Regions from separate parts of the Homo sapiens genome. Here all the other regions are linked to region 2. The links are chromatin loops, found by intact Hi-C in ENCODE. Cell type or tissue: gastrocnemius medialis. All regions are shown on one strand.

Evidence for each region. A loop is a pair of places that touch in the nucleus more often than their neighbours do. Peaks named below come from ENCODE experiments on the same cell type or tissue, not always from the same donor. Only the 100,000 strongest peaks of a DNase experiment are listed, where the experiment ranks them.
Region 1: a loop joins it to region 2, with 22 times the contacts of the local background. A loop is called at or near these places in 21 of 110 quality-filtered maps.
Region 3: a loop joins it to region 2, with 5 times the contacts of the local background. A loop is called at or near these places in 66 of 110 quality-filtered maps.

The regions. Positions count from the first base shown.
Region 1 is chr1:92,286,849-92,294,848 of GRCh38, reverse strand. GLMN (glomulin, FKBP associated protein) reads left to right here. Exons shown (of 19, transcript NM_053274.3): 4 at 3,312-3,431; 5 at 4,543-4,651; 6 at 5,698-5,935. Among named protein-coding and RNA genes, the nearest start is that of GLMN, 8.1 kb to the left of the region's middle. In gastrocnemius medialis, a CTCF peak has its summit at 3,282 (motif pointing right); no DNase peak of the experiment used is centred here.
Region 2 is chr1:91,278,691-91,286,690 of GRCh38, reverse strand. All of the region lies in intron 30 of HFM1 (helicase for meiosis 1), which reads left to right. Among named protein-coding and RNA genes, the nearest start is that of HFM1, 120 kb to the left of the region's middle. In gastrocnemius medialis, a CTCF peak has its summit at 3,806 (motif pointing left); a DNase peak (open chromatin) is centred at 3,790; H3K4me3 peaks cover 485 bases; H3K27ac peaks cover 1,145 bases.
Region 3 is chr1:91,924,057-91,932,056 of GRCh38, reverse strand. No RefSeq gene overlaps it. Among named protein-coding and RNA genes, the nearest start is that of BRDT, 21 kb to the left of the region's middle. In gastrocnemius medialis, CTCF peaks have their summits at 4,368 and 4,568 (motif pointing right); no DNase peak of the experiment used is centred here.

The DNA of each region.
Region 1 (8,000 bases), 1.0 Mb before region 2:
AAATTAGCTGGGCGTGATGGTGCGCCCCTGTAATCCCAGCTACTCGGGAGACTGAGATGGGGGGATTGCTTGAACCCAGGAGGTGGAGGCTGCAGTGAGCCAAGATCGTACCACTGCACTCCAGCCTGGGAAACAGTGAGACCCCATCTCAACAACAACAACAACAAAAAACTGACTACAATTTAATTTTCTTGCCAGGTGACACTATCAAAATTGACCAAGATTTACTATTATCTTCACCTATAAGACTGAATTAAAGAAAAAAAATAAAAATAAAAAGATTTACTATTTACTGCTTTGTGAGAGACCATTCACATACTATTTATTACAGTATATTATAATTGTTGTAGTTATTGTTAATCTCATAAATTAAACTTTGTCACAGATATGCATGTATAGTATTTATATATAGTGTTTGGTACTATTCATGGTTTCAGGCATCCACTGGGGGTCCTGGAATGTACCCCCTGCAGATAAGTGGGGAGACTACTGTATCGTATACTCTATTTTTATTATCTTACAAGACTGGGGTCAAGATGAGGTATTATAGGTGTCATTTTGTCTTCTTCCTAGATCAGATTTTTTTTAAAAAAATTCTAATTTTTGTGGGTACATAGAAGGCATATATATTGATGGGTACATGAGATGTTTTGATATAGACATGCAATGTGTAATAAGAATATCATAGAGAATGGGGTATCCATCCCCTCAAGCATTTATCCTCTGTGTTACAAACAAACCAATTATACTCATTTACTTTAAAATGTACAATTAGTTATTGACTATAGTCACCCTGTTGTGCTATCAAATAGTAGGTCTTATTCATTACTTATAACTTTTTTTTTTTTTTTTGGTACCCATTAGCCATCTTCCCTGCCTCCCACTACCATTTTCAGCCTCTGGTAACCATCCTCCTACTCTCTACGTCCGTGAGTTCAGTTGTTTTGGTTTTCAGATCCCACAAAAAAGTGAGAACGTTCAATGTTTTTCTGTGCCTGACTTCTTTCACTTAACATAATGGTCTACAGTCCCATCCATGTTATTGCAAATGACAGGATGTCATTCATTTTTGTGGCCAAATAGTACTCCATTGTGTATGTGTACCACATTTTCTTTATCCATTCATCTGTTGATGGACACTTAGGTTGCTTCCATATCTGAGATATTGTAAATAGTGCTGCAATGAACATGGGAGTGCAAATATCTCTTCAATATAGTGATATCCTTTCTTTTGGGTATATACCCAGCAGTGGGATTGCTGGATCATATGGTAGCTCTATTTTTGTATTTTTTGAGGAACTGCCAAACTGTTCTCATTAATGGTTGTAGTAATTTACATTCCTACCAACAATATCTAAAAAAAAAAATACAAAAAATTAGCCGGGAGTGGTGGCGGGCACCTGTAGCCCCAGCTACTTGGGAGGCTGAGACAGGAGAATGACGTGAACCCAGGAGGTGGAGCTTGCAGTGAGCTGAGATCGCGACAATACATGTCGCGACAATATATGAGGGTTTCCTTTTCTCCACATCCTTGCCAGCATTTGTTATTGACTGTCTTTTGTATATAAGCCATTTTAACTGGGGTGAGATGATATCCCATTGTAGTTTTGATTTGCATTTCTCTGATGATAATGATGCGTACCTTTTCATATGCTTGTTTGCCATTTGTATGCCTTTTGGGAAATGTCTATTCAAATCTTTTGCCAATTTTTTAATCGGATTATTAGATTTTTTCCTTTAGTGTTGTTTGAGCTTCTTTTCTATTCTGGTTATTAATCTCTTGTCAGATGGGTTAGATCTGCTTTTTCATTATTTATATATTTTTTTGAGATAGGGTCTGTCTCTGTCACCCAGGCTGGTTTGCAGTGGTGTGATCACAACTCACTGCTACCTCGCCTCCCAGGCTCAAGCCATCCTCCCACTCATCCTCCCAAGTAGCTGGGGCTACAAGCGTGTGCCACCAGACCCAGCTAATTTTTGTATTTTATACACAGGGTTTGGCCGTGTTGCCCAGGCTGGTCTTGAACTCCTGAGCTCAAGTGATCCACCCACCTCAGCCTCCCAAAGTGTTGGGATTACAGGCATGAGCCACCATGCTTAAAAAAAAAAAAAAAAAGAAAAGAAAAGACGGGGTGCGGTGGCTCACGCCTGTAATCCCAGCACTTTGGGAGGCTGAGGTGGGCGGATCACGAGGTCAGGAGATCGAGACCATCCTGGCTAACATGGTGAAACCCCATCTCTACTAAAAAAAAAAAAAAAAAAGGCAAAAAATTAGCCAGGCATGGTGGCGGGTGCCTGTAGCCCCAGCTACTTGGGGGGCTGAGACAGGAGAATGACATGAACCCAGGAAGCAGAGCTTGCAGTGAGCTGGGACAGCGCCACTGCACTCCAGCCTGGGCGACAGAGCGAGACTCAGTTTCAAAATAAATAAATAAATAAGAATGTATTTAACTTTAAAAAACAGAGACAGGGTCTCACTAGGTTGCCCAGGCTGGTCTCAAACTCCTGGGCTCAAGTGATCCTCCTGCCTCAGCCTCCTAAGGTGCTGGGATTAGAGACATGAGCCACTGCACCCAGCCAACCACCGTGCTTTTAAAGAAGGACTCTAGGAGGGTAGTGATCTTATCCAGTGTGTTCCTCACTTTATTTCTAACCTCTAGAATATTATAGTGTAGGCTTGGTAAATACTGATGAGTTAAAATACAAAGCAGGCCAGAGAAGTGGAATACATTGTTGATCCTTTGAGAATTAGTGGTTTTGATAATGAATGTGAATTAGTCATTATAAAGATAAACTTTTACTTGTATGGTAAGCATTCTGAAATATCTTTGAACATAGAAGCCACTTGTATGTAGGAGAGAAAATTAATGAAGTTGTATCCCTTCTTTTTTTTATAAATTACAAGGATTATATTTAGAGACTCCAAGAACTTTAAAAGGTACATGAGCATTGGCTGGATTTCTTTATGAATAAGGGGAGCAAAATTGTCTGTGGAAGTTAAGTACCTGTATTAAGCAAATTAACTCTTTTGTTGGAAATAGAGGCACTATTTAAATCTTGGGAAACACCAACTTGCCTGATAAAAAGTAAAGACCCTTTTGCCTTTCCTCAGGGAACATATTAAAAACTATTTAAAAATGTTGATGTCTGTTAGTAGCCAACCCTGGAAAGTCTCTGGTGAAATGTCATAGGCTTCACTTGTCTCATCTTCCTATTTCAGAAACAATTCTGAGCTCTTCCAAGATAGGAAAGCACACTGCGAGAGTCCTATAGATGGCAGTGTTTGCTTTACTCTGAAAATGTTTTTACAGGTCATCATCAAGAATATGGGCTGGAATCTCGTTGGTCCTGTTGTTCGATGCCTTTTGTGTAAAGATAAAGAGGATAGTAAAAGAAAAGTTTATTTTTTGATCTTTGATTTATTGGTAAAGGTAAGTTAACAAAACAAGGTTCTCTTTATCATAACACACAGCAGTATTTTATAATTCCCTTTAATGTTTATTGTTTGGTAAGAAAGCTTTTGGTTCATGAAAGTACATGCAGAAAGGAACTCGTTGGAGAAAAGACCCAGTCTTATTGATTGGATAGGCAATTCCATTTCAGGATTTCCCAAATTTTCTGGATAAAAGAATTGTCTAACCTCATATTAACCTCATATCGGACCCATTGATTCAGCATCTCCAGGGAGAGACCTGGGAAGCTATATCTTAACAAGTAGCCTTATCGTATAGATGTGGAATACAAGCTTTAGAGAGGTAGTTCAAGGTCACATTTATCTTTTGGCAACATTGGAACTAGATTAAAATCTCAGTCCTCTTTCCTTTGTGGTATGTTCCCTAAAAGAAAATGGAAGGCCTAGAATACAAGTGATTAAAATTGAAGTAGGAATAGGGTAGAATACAGATCAGTTGTGACTAACAACCTTAGAAAGCGACCCTGGGTAAAAGGCTAGTAGAGTTTACAGTCAATATTTGATGGCCAAGAAAGATAAATTCTGAGAAAAAGTATATTATAAGAAACTGTTTAGTGATCAGTGCAAATATACCCAAATATATATTGGAAGGAGAGCTCCATCTGTATGAGTTATTGACTATGGGAGCTGGGAGCTTTTAAAAAACCAGTCAAGTGAGATGATAAGATATGGCCAGTCAGAAAGCAATGCAAAGTTTTACCTGTTCAAAAAATACAAAAGAGATTCCAGACTAGTCTAAATAGGCTTGCAGCATGGGATTGAAAGGTCCCACCTGCTGGAGCCCCTGAGAATCTGTTAAGGCAATTTCAGAGTGGACAGGTGAAGCTCAAAGGAAACCTGAGCCTAAAGATCCATTGACTTCTTGCTTTTTAGTTTTATAGTTACTTGACCATCACAGATTCTGTGTTTTGCTCATGCATATTTTTTCAACAATTGTATAAATAATTTTAATGTTAAGCAAAAACATAATTGTATAATATTTTGTCGATACATGCCTTCTTAAAAATAGTAATAATGTGGCTTTAAATACAACTTGTATTAAACAGGTTCAATTGTGAATATTTTTATAGTTATGCAATCCAAAGGAATTATTGTTGGGTTTGCTTGAACTGATTGAAGAGCCCTCTGGAAAACAGATATCCCAAAGTATTCTTCTTTTGCTTCAGCCATTACAAACAGGTAATGAGAATTTTGATATCAGAGTACTTCTTGTTGTATCTCTAAATGCCTTGATGGTTACCTCAAAATGTCAATACTACACCAAAGTAAAGTTTACAGCTAATTAGTGAGTACTCTGCTTAAACCAATAATAGCAATGCCAATGTGAATACTGCTGCTCATAGAAAGATTATAGTATCTGGCCAGAGTGGGTACCCAGTAAATATTCTGTTGAATGTCATACTATTTTTCATGTGCTATATTGAAAACTATACCTTTTTGCCTAACCTTCCTATCTGCTGCTTAAATCTAGAATTTTCTCTCTAAACATGTTTCAAGGGTTACCTCTGTGGTGTCTGCAGTACTAAATCTGATAGCATTATGGTAGTCTGGAAGAGTATCAGGCAAGGCATTGCTCAGCCTCTGCTTTGGGAGGTTGGATTGGGCATAGCAAAGCTACTACTGAAGAATGAAACGAGGAGATATGGGATGATAAGGCTCCATGGCTGAGTGCAGTAACAGTATTGGTAGGTAATGGGTCTTAGCAACCAAGGCAGACAGTATCCATAGGAAGAGGTTATTTTTCATTTTAGGAAATTCGTTTATCTCACAATCTGATAGAGGGACCTAGAATCAGAAATTAAATTTGTTTTAAATATGAATGCCTGCCAGCTTCATACTACCTGTAATATTCAGTCTTCTAGGGAAAAAAAATCTAATAATACCACCTCCTATTTGTGTAGTGCTTTATAGTTTACAATACACTTATATTTTGTGCTTATAACAACCCAAAAACATGGAAAGAACATGTTTCTGTCTTAAGTACATAGCCTGTTACACATAGTCTGTTATAAACATAACCTAAACAGCATTTCATGGCAAGATGCTGTATTATTTTATGCACAACTAAGAAGAAAAAAACACTGCCAATTAGACTGTGATGTGTCATCTTGATTCAAGAGTTGTTAAAATGTGGGAGGAGGAAGTGTCTTATAATTCCACATTTGCCGAATTTCTTGTCCCATGTTTAGCATACTTGATGAGCGACAACTTGATCTCTGTTTTAGTGATTCAGAAACTTCATAACAAGGCATATTCAATTGGATTAGCATTGTCTACCCTTTGGAATCAGCTATCTCTTCTTCCTGTTCCATACTCAAAAGAACAAATACAAATGGATGACTATGGCCTTTGTCAGTGTTGCAAGGCCTTAATAGAGTTCACTAAGCCTTTTGTGGAAGAAGTCATTGATAACAAAGAAAACTCACTGGAAAATGAAAAGTTAAAGGATGAATTACTGAAATTGTAAGTATAATTTTAAGAACATCTCACAGTGGACTTAAGTAATTGATAGTTCAGTTATTTTATGTTTCTTCACTTTGTTTGACATGTAAATAGAAATCTAGTTTCAGATTTTGAATTTTAGAAGAATGTGGGGTTCAGTTGATACAGCATGGGAACTTGAGACATTTATATTTTAAAAAATTATAGGCCGGGTGTAGTGGCTCACACATGTAATCCCATCACTTTGGGAGACTGAAGTGAGAGGATTGCTTGGGGCCAGGAGTTTGAGACGAGCCTTGGCAACATAGTGAGACCCCCATCTCTATAAAAAAATTTAAAAATTAGCTAGATGTAGTGGCATATACCTGTAGTGCTACTGCTTGGGAAGCTGAGGCTAGAGGATGGGTTGAATCCAGGAGTGTGAGGCTGCAGTGAATGATGATTGGCCACTGTACTCCAGTCTGGGCAACAGAGCAAGACCCTGTCTTTAAGAAATTAATTAATAAAATAATTATAAAACCAAAATCCATTCATTTACTTTATATTCTTCTTTGTATTGCCTTATTCATCATAGTAGGTGAATAATGAAAGTGGGGGAAATAGATACATGTAGCTCAGGGTGAGTGTGGGAAATAGATATAGGTAGCTCTGTGGAGAAATTGTGTTTTACTCTTTCAAAGGAAGCAGCAGAAAGACCACCAGACAGAACATCCAACTGGACCACAAAAATAGTGGTAGAGTATCCACCCAATAGCATTCCCTCCATGGGTACTATAGACTAAACATCTACTGTTCAATATGGCTGTAGCACTTGACATATGGCTGGTCCAAATTCAGATATACTTTAATTATAAAATATCCCCTGGATTTTGAAGACTTGTTATTTAAAAAAAAAAAACAGTAAAATACCTCAATTTTTATATTGATAACATGTTGAAATGACAATATTTCAGATATACTGGGTTAAGATAAATTATTAAAATCATCTCTCCCATTCTTACTACTTTTTTCATGTGTCTACTAAAAGATCTTAAATTATATATGGGGCTGTGTTATATTTCTATTGGACAGTGATAGACTAGATTAATTACATGGACCAGTAATTTTTAAATTTTGGCTACTTGGGAGGCTGAGGCAGGAGGATCACTTGAGGCCAGGAGTACAAGACCAGCCTGGGCAACATAGCAAGACCTCGTCTCTAAAAAATAGAATATAAAATAATATTTTAATTTTGGAGACTAATACTATTTTTAGCTTCCTACTTGTCAGGTTAGGACATTTAAAAAAAAATTTACAGCCAGACGTGGTGGCTCGCACCTGTAATCCTAACACTTTGGGAGGTCAAGCTGGGAGATTGCTTGAGCTCAGGAGTTTGAGACCAGCCTAGGCAACATAGTGAGACCCTGTCTCTACAAAAAATAAAAAAGTTAGCTGGGCACAGTGGTGTGTGCCTGTAGTCCCAGCTACTTGGGAGGCTGTGGCAGGAGGATCCTTTGAGCCCAGGAGTTTGAGGTTACAGTGCACTATTATTGTGCCACTGTACTCCAGCCTGGGTGACAGACACCCTGTCTCAAAAAAAAAGTTTTTTACCATTTATAAAACCCATTATTTCATAAAAGAAAAGGTATTTTAACTAAAGAAATAGGAAAGGCTTAATCACAGAATAAAGTTTGGTTTTCTAAATAAAACAAATAGAGCTGTGTGAAAAAATGACTGTATTTCTTGATTTTTTCTTTGAACTAATGAAAACAACATCATAGACTAGCACCAGCCCTCAAACATTCAGAATTCAATGGAATAGTTCAGATGTAGAAGTCAGTCTTAGCATGTTGAGTCTAGCAAGGTGTTCTCATGTTCTCCCCATTACTAGTACGAACGACGTTACATCACCAGTTTTATAGACCATTGAGTTATTGATGCTTGTCTTAATCCATTTGTGCTGATATAACAGAATACCTAAGACTGGGTGATTTATAATGAACAGAAATTCATTGGTTCACAGTTCTGGAGGCTGGGAAGTCTGCAATTAAGGCGCTGGCATCTGGCAAGGGCCTTCTAGCTGTGTCATAATGTGGCTGAAGGTAAA
Region 2 (8,000 bases):
TGTAGACTGGAGATGTTCCTATTCGGCCATCTTGGCTCCTCGGTCGTGAATGTGATCTTATCTGGAATAGAGTTTACAGATATAATCAAGTTAAGGTGGACCCTAATCCAATATGACTGCATCCTAATCCAATATGACTGGTGTCCTTATATGAAAAGGCAAAAAGACACAGACACCAAGAAAACTCCATAAGAATACCAATACAGAGGAAAGACAGCCATGCAAAGACAGAGGCAGAGATTATAGTTATGCTCCCACAAGCCAAGAAATGTCTAGAGCTATCAGAAACTGGAAGAGTTGAGGAAGGATCCTCTCCTAGAGAATTCAGAGGGAGTATGGCTCTGCCAGCAACTTATTTCAGACTTTTAATCTTCAGAACTGTGAAAGAATAAATTTCTGTTGTTTTAAGCCATCCAGTGTGTGGTACTTTGTTATAGCCACCCTAGAAAACTAATATACTAATCTGTGCTGTTAAAAGTCAAGATAAAGATTACTCTTGACAAAGTTGACTAGAATAGGACAGAAAGATAGTTTCTAGGGGTGCTGATATTTCTCTGTTGTGGGTAGTACTGAACTCTATATATATAATTTCCTTATTAAGTCAAGAACTTTCACCTTTTCACTTAAAGGAAACTACAGCTTCTCTTTGGCACATCCAAATTGCCAGCATTGCTACTCTTGTGCTTTGGGGCCATTACTAAGTAAAACAAGGGTTACTTGAACACAAGTACTGTGATACCATGACCGTCGATTTGATCATTGAGACACCTACCAAGTGACTAAGGGGTGGGTAGCATATACAGCCTGGATATGCTGGGCAAAGGAATGATTCACATCCAGGACAGAGTGAAGTGGGACAGCCTGAGATTCTATCATGCTACTCAGAATGATGTACAATTTAAAACTTATGAAATATTTATTTCTGAAAATTTTCATGTAATATTTTCGGACCAGAGTTGACCTTGGGTAACTGAAACTGTGGAAAGCAAAATCATGGATGAAGGGGGCTACTGTATGTAATCATCCAAATCTTAGGAACTTATGCACATCCGTATTGTACAATTCAATTTTTATATGCAAATTTATATATCCCTGGATAAAGATACACAATTATACCTCTAAACCTAACATACATACACTCTTTCTTAGTAACTGACACAATTAAGGGGCAATAGATTACCCTACTAAGGCTGTGACACCAAATTTGGGCCTTTTCAAAACAATCCAAATTTCAGTTGTTCTAATCCCTTGTCAAATGGTGTTATTAAATGATACAAACTGATATTTAGTTCAGAGAATATAATTGCTAAATGGCTATTTCCAAATATGCTTTCAAGTTGAACAAATGTTTCAATTTTGTATATCATCAAATTATAGGACTATATATAAAAACAAAAACATGCACCTTAGGGAATATAAAATAATGAAAAATTCTTTTCATGCTTTCTACAACTTATATTAGTCCGTTTTCATGCTGCTGATAAAGACATAACTGAGACTGGGTAATTTATAAAGAAAATGAGGTTCGATGGGCTCACAGTTCCACGTGGCTGGGGAGGCCTCACAATCATGGCAGAAAGTGAAAGGCACGTCTTACATGGTGGCAGACAAGAGAGAATGAGAGCCAGCCGAAAGGAGAGACCCCTTATAAAATCATCAAATCTTGTGAGACTTATTCACTACCACAAGAACAGTATGGGGGAAACTGCCCCCATGATTCAATTATCTCCCCCAGGTCTCTCCCACAACATGTGGAAATTATGGGAGCTGCAAATCAAGATGAGATTTGGGTGAGGACACAGCCAAACCATATCAAACTTTTTGAAAACATTCTTTTAGCTGCAGTTTCTCACATATGGTTATAGTTCCAAGAGATAAAATTCTTGTATAATTTGAGGAAGAACATTTTTGTTATTTTTAATATATGGCAATGTGAGACATATTTTTAAGTTGTAAAAACAAAAATTAAAAAATTTTCAGGCCTGCTCTCAGTATATGAAGATTAGGCATTTAAACTTCTTATCCTTTAAATGCATTCTAAATAAGAATTACAGGCTTTGCTTAATTTGAAGAAAATCTATTTGACATTAATACATTTATCTTCATTTGCAGTATTATTCTGAATATGAATGTCTTGGAGCTAGGTACAGTGGCTCACACCTGTAATCTCAACAATTTGGGAGGCCGAAGGCAGGCAGATCACCTGAGGTCAGGAATTCCAGACTAGCCTGGCCAATGTGGTGAAACCCCATCTCTACTAAAAATACAAAAATTAGCTGGGCATGGTGGCAGGCACCTGTAATCCCATGTAATACGAGCTACTCGGGAGGCTGAGGCAGGTGAATCACTTGAGCCTTGGGCGGAGGTTGCAGTGAGTTGAGATTGCACCACTGCACTCCAGCCTGGGCAACAAAGGCAAAACTCTATCTCAAAAAAAAAATAATAATAATATAATAATAATAATAATTAATGTAGTTGAATGAATACAAGGATAAAGCCAGTCCTCAGGCACATTGTGTGTACATTTAAATACTAGTTAAAAGGCAGTCTACTTTTCTTTATATTCTTTGGTGTGTATGTGCATTAAGTTGCAAAATCAAGGACTCCAGTTCAGTGTATTCCTTTTCTGCATAAATAAATAACAAAATGATAGTAAAATATTTGACAGAAAAATGAAAAGGAGACTCTCTCATCATTAAAAAAAGTAAAACCATGAATTGCATAAATCTATGATTAGCATAAATGGAGAACTGCAAAAGTGAAAGTAATACTAAAAAAATACTCCAGTAGCTTCTGCACAGACCAAATTATTTGAATTTATAATTAGAAAGTTATGCTAAGTGTGACAGAGATTCTTGCTATTTTTTATTTATTGTCTGGACTTCTTTTTTTAAAGAAGTGACCCTTGCCCCGCCACCTGTTAATGACTCTGTTAAAGTAATTTTAAGTATTTTCTTTCAATACATTTCTATTTGATATTATTAATAAATTTACTTTAAATGCTTGGAACTAGAGACTTTATAACATGTAAATTAATACAATATGTGGCAAAACTATGAAAATATTTGCACCTCAGATTATGACAGTGATGGAATATGGAATCTGCTATCTTTAGAGTATACTTAAGAGTGCAGCTTAGGCTGGGCACAGTGACTCACACCTGTAGTCTCAGCACTTTGGGAGGCCGAAGTGGGTGGATTGCTTGAACTTACAGGTTCGAGACCAGCCTGGGCAACATGGCTGGTCTTTACAAACCCTGTCTCTACAAAAAATACAAAAATTAGCTGGGTGTGGTGGTGCATGCCTGTAGTCCCAGCTACTGAGGGGGCTGAGTTGGGAGGATCACTTGAGCCTGGGAGGCTGAAGTTTCAGTGAGCCGTGATGGTGCCACTGCACTCCTGCCTAGGTGATAGAGCCAGACTTTTTCTCAGAAGAGTACAGCTTAGATTATTTTTTTTCTGAGAACCTTATCTTTCTAATTACCAATATCTGTAAGCTTATATTTGCTAATAAGATAAATTCAGACAATTCTCAGGAGGTAGGGAGGGCGGCAGGGTAAAGGGAGCACTTTTATTTTCAAAGTACCATTCGTAACAAAAATACAGCAAAAAGATTTCGTCAGGTAGTATCCATGTGCTAGTGTTCTATAAACAAACAAACAAAACTTGCATACAGTCCTCATTCCTGACAAGACTTGCCAACTTTGCCTTGAAATTTTTGGGAGCCCTCGGAATCTCTCTAATTAGAGTCCCAGATCCTAGTTGCTGCCACTGGGAGCAAATGTGCTTAGTCATTGTGCACCACCTTGTGGCAGCGTTTAGACATGCATCTTTTTTAGAAGTTCTTTAGTATTTAAGACCCAAAGGCAACTCTTTATTCTTCATTTTAAAACAGCAACTTGCAAAGCTTTTCTTCCAAGTCTTCCCACCTCAAAACAAAGGTTCCTTCTCTAAATAACTTAAATGAATCCTCTGGGAGAGCTAAAGCAACTGGTACAACTAGAGAGAGAATTGTTGATAGATCAGTCTCTGGAATTAGACTACCTTGAATTAGAATCTCAAATTTGCTACTTACTAACAGCATAGTCTTGAGCATCTTACTTAACCTCTGTAAGAATTAATTTTCTCATAGGTGAAATGGAGATATAATAGGAACCTTATAGGCAGACAACCAAGGGTGATGAGACATTTTAGGAAAATGTAGAATGTGTGAAAGTCCAAAATAAGGAAATAGAAAATGGATGAAAGAGCAACAGGATAATTCAGGAATGTAATAAAACCTAATATAAAACTTTAGTAACGTCCGAGAAATTAAAGATTAAATTGCAACCACAAAACTGAATAGGATGCCATTTTAAAATAAAAAGAACCAGAGCAAGCACAGAGAAGCAAAAATTATGTTTGGAAGGAAAACCGGAGGTCTCGAACATAAAGTCAATACCTTCTCAATGAAAGCAAAAAGTCAAGGAGACAGAAAATATAAGAGAAAAGGGGGGCAATTTAAGAACCCAGTATCTAACTTATAAGTGTTCAAGAAAGAACAAACAAATCAGAAGAAATAATTTGAGAAACGTTTTCAGAACTGAAGTGAGACAGAAATCTTCACATTAAAAAGTCTTACTTAATGCTAGTTAGGATGAATGAAAGGTCTACAAATAAAGCTAATTGCAATATTTCAGAACATTGTGGATAAAGACAAAATTGTAAATGCTTACGAGGCACAAAAATTTAAAAATGTAATAGTCTTTTAGTGAGCAATGTTGGATGCTAAAAGTCAATTGATTTAAAATTCCAGGGGGAAGCCAGGCACAGTGGTTTGTGCCTGTAATCTCAGCTACTTGGAAGAATGAGAAGGCAGGAGTGCGTGCGCCCAAGAGTTCGAGGCTGCGGTGAGCTGTGGTCTCACACCTGCACTCCAGCCTGGGTGACAGAGCGAGACCCTGTCTCCAAAACTGTAATAATAAAAAATAAAATTCCAAGGGAAAAATGATTTTCAACCTTATGTTCTATGCCCAGCCAAACTACTAAGTATGAAAGTAATATAAAGATGCCTTAATACATTCAAAGATTCAGAAAATTTTATTCTTATACATCCTTTCTTAGGCAGTTGCTCAAAATTGAGCACCAGTAAAACAAGAAAGAAAAAGCCCAAGAATCCATTTGTAGTAGATTCAGCCCAGGAACTTAATGAAAGGAAGTTCAAAGGTGACAGTTACAGGACAGGTCTAGATTGCATTAGGAGGCAGATAGAGGGTTCAAGGAAGGAGGCATTGATGAGGGGGGAATAAATGGGTGAGGTATTCCCATGTATTTGCTTTTACCCTTCAACTATTGAGTGAACTTAAAGAAACAAGATGGATATTGCTAGACAAAAAGGAAGGCTGCAAAACTTCAGGGGAAGCAATATGCTGCTCAAGAAAGAAAACCACTCCACTTGATTCTGCATTAAAAATATTTTTACCTTCTGTATATCTCTCAAATCAGTCTATTCTCTGTAACTCTACTACCACCACCACTCTGGAGTTACCATGATTTCTGCTTAGACTTGTACTGGTTTTCTTGCATCCTTTCTGTCTTATCTCAAATCTGTTCTCCATATTACACTCTATATGGTGACGTTTTTCACAATGCAGATCTGATTGTGCCCCCTCTTCGGTTAAAACATTTCAGTGGCTTCCCATAGCTCTTAGAATCTAAATCATTAGCATCCCCTAGAAGGTTCTATATGGTCACATGGTCAACCAGTCCCTAAGCAGCAATGTAGTGGTAGCTGCTATGTGGTCTTGCCTCACTTCTGTAGATTTGGCTGGTAAGGACACCCTAATGGATTTAAACAGTTTATTACTTACACAGATGGCAAAGCAAGATCAGCATGGTATTAGCTGCTTACATCCCCAATTCCACAGGATGATACCAAACTAGGGGGGTCAGATGACAGACAACATGAGTGGTGGGTTGCTTTGTTTTTGAGAAGTGAACTCTAGGCTTCAGCTAAGCAGTTTTATCTGAAAGGGGCAAAATGGAAAGTTCCATACCTTAGTGGAATCAGGGAGGCAGATGAGAAACTGCCGCATGGCAAGTCTTCTGCAAGATCGAGGGTCTTCTGCAAGGTATGGAGCAAATGTGAAATGGCCTTTGATAGCTCCTCACAAGACTACCTATCTTGCCATTTTTAAGGATGATCATGGGGCATTCTGCCAACAGTTGAGTCTTACCTACATGGCCTATATGGAGATATGCAATTGCCATGGTGCCATGGTGGAACTGTTCCCCTACAAACATAGGCTGCCTTTACTACCACTATAGTCTCATCTTACATACTTTCTCATATTTGCTAGCATCAGTCATATTGACCTTTCAGTTTCCCCAATGTGCCATGCTTTTCCTTGTCATAGAGCTTTAGCATATGCTATCCCCTCTGCCTGAACTCTAATTTCTCCTCCTTCTTTGCCTTCTTAACTTCCCTTCTTTCTTCAGTGCTCAGCCCAACGTTCCTGACCAGAACAGCTTCACCTGTTACCACATAGCATGATGTACCACTCCTTCACAGCATTCAGAACAATTTTAGTTTAAAATTTATTTGTTTAATCTTGGATTGATGTAATAGTAGAGATAGCGGATATAATATATACATTAATATATTTGTTTATCACTTAATTGTCAATTGTTTTTACATACTTAAATTACATTTTATTTTTACGTCTCTGTGAGGTAAACAGAACAGATATTAAATCTTTTTTCCCAAATAAGAGCCTATATTAGAGCTCATTTTTTTTCTATTTTAGTGTTCCCTGTACTTCACCACTATGTTTTTTCTGTAAATACATTCAATATAAGGCAGCATACAGTAAGCAAGAGGCACAGAGAAAATGCCACAGGGGCCCAAAGGAGAGGGAAATCAGATCAGGTGATCACCATAGACCTCCAACCCAGAGGTGCCATTTGAGTCAGACTTGAAGGTTGGTAGGCATCTGTTGGGCAAGGAAATGAGGGTCTTCTAAGACAAGAGATAGTATCAAAGCTACAGTTATAAAAAGGCATGGAACTATTTGAAGAATGGCAATTGAATGTGTTTTGATGGATGTAGGGCTAATATGGGTCCCAGGAAGGGAAGCTGGAATTGGATCATGCAGGACCTTGAAGATGGAATTGATTTTGCTGGCAGTAGGAAGTAACTCATGTTTCTAAGTGGGCAAATTGGTCTGATCAGCATTGGACTTTAAAAGTATTAAATAAGCAACAATGTGTAGAATAAATTGTATCATGGAGGACTGGATTCAAAGAAACCAGTTCTGATCTAAGTGAGAGGTAACAGGACCATGACTTGGGACAAAACACCTGAAACAATAAGTCGTGACACACTTTACAAAGTTTAAAGTCAAAGCCTTTCAGTCAGTGCCTAATAGGAACACACTTGGGTCTGAGGAACGTTAGGTTTATTTAACATACTGCAGCAAAGGAGAGCACCATAGCCACAGAACTGTGGGTCATCTCAAGGAGCCAGGAGGATTTTCTTATAGGATTTCAGAATCTTATTATAGGATTTCAGAATCTTATTATAGGATTTCAGCTTGTGCTGGGTGACTCTTAGGAAGGTTTAGGGAAAGCAGAGATCAGTTCTAGATTGGATGCTCTCAGGAAGTAAGATGTTGGATATTTTGGTACATTTTTTTTTTGGAAGTGAGAGGATTTAAAAAATAGTAGTCATCTGTGTTAGCCAGAAGAGGGGGATGTTTCATTATTTTTTATGTTTCTTGAGAGTTCTTTTCTCTAGTTTCAGAAACATTTACATGGTAGTCTTATCTCTGTCTTCTTCTACTATGGTCACAGAGTGGCCTTATCTGGGTATTTATATTCTCAAAATTGTTTGCTCAATTGGGAATACTGTGGTTAGCTGTCAGCTTCCAGCCGCCCAGGTGTTTTCTTTTTACCTTATCAGTACCCAATACATTGATCTGTTCAGCTCTAAGGACCAGCCGTTGCCTCATATGTTGAGCAGCC
Region 3 (8,000 bases), 650 kb before region 2:
CATAAAATTAAAAAAAAAATCAACTCCAGATGGATTAAAAACTTAAATGTCAAAAACAATAATTTAAGAAAACTTTTAATAGAAAACATAGGTGACTTGGTTGGGAAAAAGTGTCTTAAGACAGTAAAAATGTTATGTATAAAAAGAAGATGTAGATAAATTTGACTGCTAAAATCAAGGCCGGGCATGTTGGCTCCCACCTGTAATCCTAGTAGTTTGGGAGGCTGAGGTGGGAGGATTGCTTGAGGCCAAGAATTCAAGGCTAGCCTGGGCAACATAGTGAGAACCCCCATCTCTCCAAAAAAAATTTTTTTTTTGAGATGGAGTTTTGCTCTCATTGCCCAGGCTGGAGTACAATGGCAAAATCTTGGCTCACTGTAACCTCCACCTCCTGGGTTCAAGTGATTCTCCTGCCTCAGCCTCCTGAGTAGCTGAAATTACAGCCACCCACCACCACACCCAGCTAATTTTTTTTGTATTTTTAGTACTTTTTTTTGTATTTTTGTATTTTTGTATTTTTAGTATTTTTAGTAAAGATGGTGTTTCACCATGTTGGCTAGGCTGGTCTTGAGCTCCTGACCTCAGATGATCCCACCCACCTCGGCCTCCCAAAGTGCTGGGATTACAGACATGAGTGCCCAGCTAAAACATTTTTTTTTTAAAACCTGGATGTAGTGGCACACGCCTGTAGTCCCAGCTACTTGGGAGGCTGAGGCATGAGGACTGCTTGAACCCTGGAGTTCAAGGTTGTAGTGAGCTGTTACTGAGCCAGCCTGGGTGACAGACAGAATGAGAATCTGTTTCAAAAAACAAAACAAGGCCTGGCACCGTGGCTCACACCTATAGGCTGAGGCAGGTGGATCACCTGAGGTCAGGAGTTCGAGACTGGCCTGGCCAACATGGTGAAACCCCTGTCTCTACTAATAATACAAAAAAATTAGCTGGGCGTGGTGGCGCATGCCTGTAATCTCAGCTACTTGGGAGGCTGAGGCAGGAGAATCGCTTGAACCTGGGAGGCGGAGGTTGCAGTGAGCTAAGATTGTGCCACTGCACTCCAGCCTGGGCAACAAGAGTGAAACTCCGTCTCAAAAAACAAACAAACAAATAAAACAAAACAAAATAACAAAACAAAATTAAGAATTTCTGTTTGTCAATAGACATCTTTCTAAATGCAATGTATTATCATCCTGTGTTGGATCCTGGAACAGAAAAAAGACCATGTTTTCCCCCTGCCTCAGTGATAATAACAGGGTAGGCCAACTTCTCTCTTGGTCCATAGGAAAAGGGGGTATTCCTTTCTCTGTCTGTTCTCTGTAGTAATCTTTTTTTTTCCATAAAATCTTTCAGAAAAGATCTAGTAATTTTAGTAATACTTGAAGATTGACGGGAAACATACATTAACAATTTCTTTGTAGAACAAAAGTGATAGAAAACCTCAATTATCTGACATAAAAAAGGTGACACATCTTCATATCCCCAAATAGTTGCATCTTTTATTAGCCAGTACTATCCATGTAGGAGTCATATCTGACAAAAAAGTATAACTTTTAAAGACTAAAAACCAAGTCCAAAGCATATCAGTTTACACGCTCCTCCCCCACCACCACCAAATAAAAGACAAATGATTGTACCATCATTATTAGGAAAGATGGAATGATACCTTTCCATCACCCCACTCCCCTGTGCATGATTTCTCACTGGATGACTCTTCCTGTGCCCCTCCCCATCTCAGAATAGTCTGAATTCTGTCTGCTCTCTACGTGCCTCTTGCTCAGGTTTACAGGGTCAGGATTTCTTACCCTTGCCAAGCATTGGGCCCACTTAATTTGTCCTCAAGATACTGGTCAGTTACTCTCCTGTGGCCTAGCTACTTCTTTCCATCTTGCTGACCACCTAATTCCTAGATCTGCATCCTGCTTCTAGCCCATCATGATGATCTGTGTTCTCTTCATGGTCCCATGAGGCTCACTTCCAACCCTGCTTTGCAATTTTGAGAATTCCATAGGTCCACTGTCATTTTCCTGGTGGTGATGTGCAAAAGCAATGGACTAAAAACCCAAGGATCAGCCAGGTGCAGTGGCTCACGCCTGCAATCCCAACACTTTGGGAGGCTGAGGTGGGTGGATCACCTGAGGTCAGGAGTTGGAGACCAGCCTGGCCAACATGGTGAAACCCAGTCTCTACTAAAAATACAAAAAAGTATCTGGGCGTGGTGGCAGGCACCTGTAATTCCAGCTACTCGGGAGGCTGAGACCAGAGAATTGCTTGAACTGGGAGACAGAGGTTGCAGTGAGCCGAGACCACGCCGTTGCACTCCAGCCTGGGAAACAAGAGGGAAACTCCATCTCAGAAAACACAAAACAAAACAAAACAAAACAAAAACTCAGCGGTCTTTGTTCTAGGACCAGCTCTGTCACTAACCAGTGAAATCTTGATTGATCTGATTTTCCTCTTTTGTGAAACAGGAAACCTGGATTCAATCATCTCCAATTTTTCTTCCCCTTTAAAATTCTCTGAGTCTCTAATCCCAAGTATGGCCTCTTGACTCCTGGTCTTTCTTGGCTTTTGGCCCAGACCAAGATCACTGTTCCTGGACCCCAGCCCTGCCCTGTTTTCCCTGCCTCCATTCCTGCCTGACCCTGCATTCTTCTGCAGCCCGGCATTAGCATAGCTCCTCCTGCCAAATGCCACTGCCTTGTCTCCAGCTCTCCTTCAGAATTTGTACGTTTCCTTATGATATTATTTTATATGCATATGTTTTATCTCCTCAGTTGAATTATAGGTGACTTTAAAGCAGGAGCCCTGTCTTGTAACCTGCCTTTTCAGGTTACCTGCATATAGTGGACATTCAGGAAGTATTTATTTCTTCATTGAAGAGTGTCTTGAGAATTTATGTACTATTGTGAAAGCTTTCTTTTTTTCAGAGACAATCCTAAGTAAAAATAGCTTTGGTTTGCCTGATATAACTTGTTTCTCTCTCTCTCTCTCTCTCTTTTTTTTTTCATTTCTTTTCTTGGTTGTTTGTTTTGTTTTTGAGACAGTGTTGCCCAAGCTGGAGTGCAGTGGCGTGATCACAGCTCACTGCTGCCTCCATCTCCTGGGCTCAAGCGATCCTTCTGCCTCAGCCTCTCGAGTAGCTGGGACTACAGGTGTGTACCACCACACTCGGCTAATTTTTTTTATTTTTAATAGAGATGAGTCCTTACTATGTTGCACAGGCTGGTCTCATACTCCTGGGCTTAAGCAAACCTCCCGCCGTGGCCTCCCAAAGTGTTGGGATTATAGGCGTGAGCCACCATGTCCAGCCTGATGTAACTTGTTTCAGTGTAAAGATGCCATGCATTCTTTCTCTATAACCCTGAGTTCTCTTAAAAGAGCTGTTTTTATAAATATTTTGAACAATTTTATATTCTTATGGTAACCATTTCTCACCAGGCATTCTATTAAACTTGTCTCTCAGGTTATTTGGTATTATCTTTTGTTTGTGAGAGAGTTACCCAGGATTATAGGTCACTCCACTACTTAAAATCACACTGTGACTCCCATCTCACCTAGAAATCCCAATGCCAAGTCTGAAGTCCTAACCATGGCTACACCAAGCTGGCATCCCCACCACCTCTCTGACCTCGTCCCCTAAAACCCGCCTACTCACTCTGCTCCACTGGCTTCCTTGCTGCTTCCTTGCTGTTTTTCAATCACATCAAATATTTCCCAGCATCAGGAATTTGCCCCTTCTGTTTCCCCAGCCTGAAATACTCTCCCTGCACCCAGGCCTTCCCTGACAGCCCTGTCTGAAGTGGAGCACACATGGCCTTGCCAGTCACACTCGATTCCCCCTGCTCAACTCCATTTCTCTTCATTAAATTCATCATCAACTAACATATTTTGTATTTATCTGTTTATTGTTTATCTTCCCCACTATAATGTAAGCTCCATTGAAAGCAGGAACTTGTGCTGGCTTCTCTGCTGTATCCCCAGCAGAGTAGCTCCCAATAACTACTCTCATGTGCAATGAATATATGCTTGAAAAAAACCAGACCTGACTTGAAAAAATGTGGTGTTAGGCAGGTCATAAATTTTAGTTCAAGTAAATTTAAATTATCTAATTATGTTTCCGGTGCTGTGTTTTCCTACTGCATTAAAGATATAAAGTTAATAGATTCAGTAAATATTGAAATTAATTGGATAAATTGGGTGCCAGATGTGGTGGCTCATGCCTGTAATCTCAGCATTTTGAGAGGCCGTGGCGGGAGGATTGCTTGAGGCCAGGAACTTGAGACCAGCCTGACTAACATAGCAAGACCCTGTCTCTACAAAAAAAATTTTTTAATTAGCCAAGCGTGGTGGCATGGCACCTGTGGTCCCAGTTACCTGGGAGGCTGAGGTGGGAGGACCGCTTGAGCCCAGGAGATTGAGGCTTCAATAAGCTATGATCATACCACTGCACTCCAACCTGGGCAACAGAATGAGATTCTGCCTTGGTTCGACGTTTCCAAAAATATGAACAAGGTTCCTTTCACTTATTTTACCTTAATACCAGAAGCATAAATATTAAAAATGATTTCTTCTTTTAGCCACGAGGTGGCAGAATATGCACACATACTTTGTCAATGGCAGCGTTATTCTGTATCACCTTTTGGAAGCAGTAATACTACTGCTTTATATTTGAAGAGTACATTATAGCAGACAAAATACTTTCACAAACTGTGTATATATACACACATACGTATGTGTGTATACACACACACACATATGTGTGTGTGTGTGTGTGTGTGTGTGTGTGTGTGTGTGACGGAGTCTCGCTCTGTCGCCCAGGCTGGAGTGCAGTGGTGCAATCTTGGCTCACTGCAAGCTCTGCCTCCCGGGTTCATGCCGTTCTCCTGCCTCAGCCTCCCGAGTAGCTGGGACTATAGGCGCCCGCCACCACACCCGGCTAATTTTTTGTGTTTTTAGTAGAGACGGGGTTTCACCATGTTAGCCAAGATGGTCTCGATCTCCTGACCTCGTGATCCACCTGCCTCGGCCTCCCAAAGTGCTGGGGTTACAGGCGTGAGCCACCGTGCCTGGCCCACAAACAATATTTTATGATGCCCCTGTGAAGTAGGGAAGACAGTCAGGGCTCCTGATCATGTGACAGCATGTACCTGGAAGTTTCTGCCTCTTAAATGATGAGTGCTTTTGAGTGTATTTTCTGTGGAGAGCTGGTGTATGCAATTCACATGAGCATTAATGAGAATTGTGCGTGCACTGAGCCCTGGATGGATCTGGAATACTGAAGTGAAATAGCAGAAAAATTACCTACATGTAAAAACTAGCACTTAAATTCATTAAATATTGCTGTTAAGTTTTCTTTTTCTTTCTTTTGTTGAGACAGGGTCTGGCTCTGTCGCCCAGGCTGGAGTGCTGTGGTGCAATCACACTCACTGTAGCCTTGACCTCCTGGGCTCCAGCAATCCTCCTATCTTAGCCTCCCCAGTAGCTGGGGTCACAGGTGTGCGCCACCACACCCGGCTAATTTTTATAATTTTTGTAGAGGTAGTGTTTTGCCATGTTGCCTAGGCTGGTCTTGAACTCCTGATCTCAAGCAATCTACCCTCCTCAGCCTCCAAAAGTGCTAGGATTACAGGCATAAGCCACCATGCCCAACCGCTGGTTAGGTTTTCCAAGTTTACCGTAAGCAACTGATTGGTGTCCTTTTAGCACAGACTTCTATTGGCAGAAAAATGATTTAACAAAGTTCACTTGATTCATTGTACTTTGCTATAGTGCCATGTGGCATATAAGAAAGAATTTAGGCTTCAGAAGCTGGATTCTTGGGTGTGGTCCTAGTTTAGCTGCTTACGGGTTATGTGACCTTCAGCAAGTGATGCTGAATTTTTGTATTTTTAGTAGAGACGGTGTTTCACCATGTTGGCCAGGCTGGCCTCAAATTCCTGGCCTCTGAGCCTCACTTTCCTCCTGTGTAAATGAGTATAACACCTGCTTCATGGAGTTGGTATGAAGATGAAATGAGATAATGATTATGATAGTGGTTTAGAAAGTAAAATCCATACATGCAGGGTGATTGTTATGATCACTAAAGGCAGGGGAAAGGCATGAGTTTTTTTTAAGATGGAGGGCCTGGGCTTTGTCATTGCTAGCTGTTGACCTTGGGTTACTTTATTCATATTGTTGGACCTCAGTTTTCTTACTGGAAAAAAAAATTGAAGGAATCAGCAAATTTTTATTATTCTCCTTCCTTCCTTTTTTCTATTTCTCTCTTTCTCTTTTTCTCTCTCTTCCTCCCCCTCCCTCTCCTTCTCCCCTCCCTCTCCTTCTCCCCTCCCTCTCCTTCTCCCCTCCCTCTCCTTCTCCCCTCCCCTCCCCTCCCCTCCAAGGTCTTACCCTATCACCAGGCTATAGTGCATAGCTGCATATATATAGCTGCATATATATAGTGCATAGCTGCACATTCTATAGTGCATAGGATCAGCTCCTGGGCTCAGGTGATCTTCCTGCCTCAGCTTCCTGAGTAGCTAGGACTATAGGTATGCACCACCACACCTGGCCTAATTTTTAAAATTTTTTTGTTTTTGGTAGAGATGGAGCCTCTCTATGTTGCCCAGGCTGGTCTCAAACTCCTGGGCTCAAGTGATCCTCCTACCTTGGCCTCCCAAAGTGTTGGGATTACAGGCATGAACCACCTCACCCAGCCTAAGTGGTGGCTCATGCCTGTAATCCCAGCACTTTGGGAGGCTGAGGCAGGTGGATCATGAGGTCAGGAGTTCGAGACATGCCTGGGCAATATAGTGAAACCCTAGTTTCTACAAAAAATACAAGAATTAGCTGGGCATGGTGGTGTGTGCTTGTAGTCTTGGCCACTCAGGAGCCTGAGGTAGGAGGATGGCTTAAGCCCAGGAGGCAGAGGTTGCAGTGTGCCAAGGTCACGCCACTGCACTCTAGTCTGGGTAATAGAGGGAGGCTCTGTCTCAATGATAATAATAAATTTAAAAAAAATCTTCAAATTAGCTCATTCTGGGTTATCCAAGTGGGTCCTAAATCCAATGACAAGTGTCCTTATAAGAGACACTCAGAGGACAAACACAGACAAAAGTGGAGAAGACCATGTGAAAATGGAGGCAGAAATTGATGATACAGAGATTCCAGACAGCTGAACACACAGAGGTTCCTGGAGGGTGGCGCACCCAGGGAGGGCATGGAAACTCCACACCCTTCACCCATACTTTGCCCTACGTGTTTCTTCATCTGTATCCTTTGCAATATGCTTTATAATAAACCGGTAAACACAAGTAAGTGTTTCCCTGAGTTCTGTGAGCCACTCCAGCGAATTAATCAAACTCAAAGAGGGGGACATAGGAACCCCAACTTGAAGCCAGTTGGTTAGAAGTTCTGGAGGCCTGGACGTGAGACTGGTGTGTGTGGGTGGGTGGGGGGCCAGTCTTGGTCTCAACCTGTGGGATCTGACACTATTCCGGTAGACAGTGTTGGAACTGAATTAGAAGACACCCAGATGGTGTCCACTGCTTGGTGTCCAGGGGAAAATAAACCCATACATATGGTCACAGAAGTCTCCTTTTGTGTTGATGATTGTTGTGGTGTGAGAGTAGAGGAAAAACACAGTTAGAGTTTTCCCTACACAACTGATGTCAGTGAAGCAGGATTTGCTGGAATGGCTCTGACTCATGGAAACATGTGGTTTGGGAAGAGAAACAATAAAAGGGTGGGGATGAGAAATCTTTGATTTCTGGGTGGCCACGTGGTCACCCACGGTATGAAGCCACAGCTGTGTTGAGATCAGTTACTAAAGGTAAAAGTTACAAGTGGAGTTAAGATATTTAATTCATTGGTTATTGTTATCTGCAATGGCTAAAATGAAAGTAAAAGATGGTGCTGGGTCAGGACTTGAGGCTGACCAACCTCAGATGTGGGTCTGTCTGAGCTCAGGCCACTAGCCTCAAAGTCACCCACAAAGGAGAAAATTATACAGGGACAACAGAATG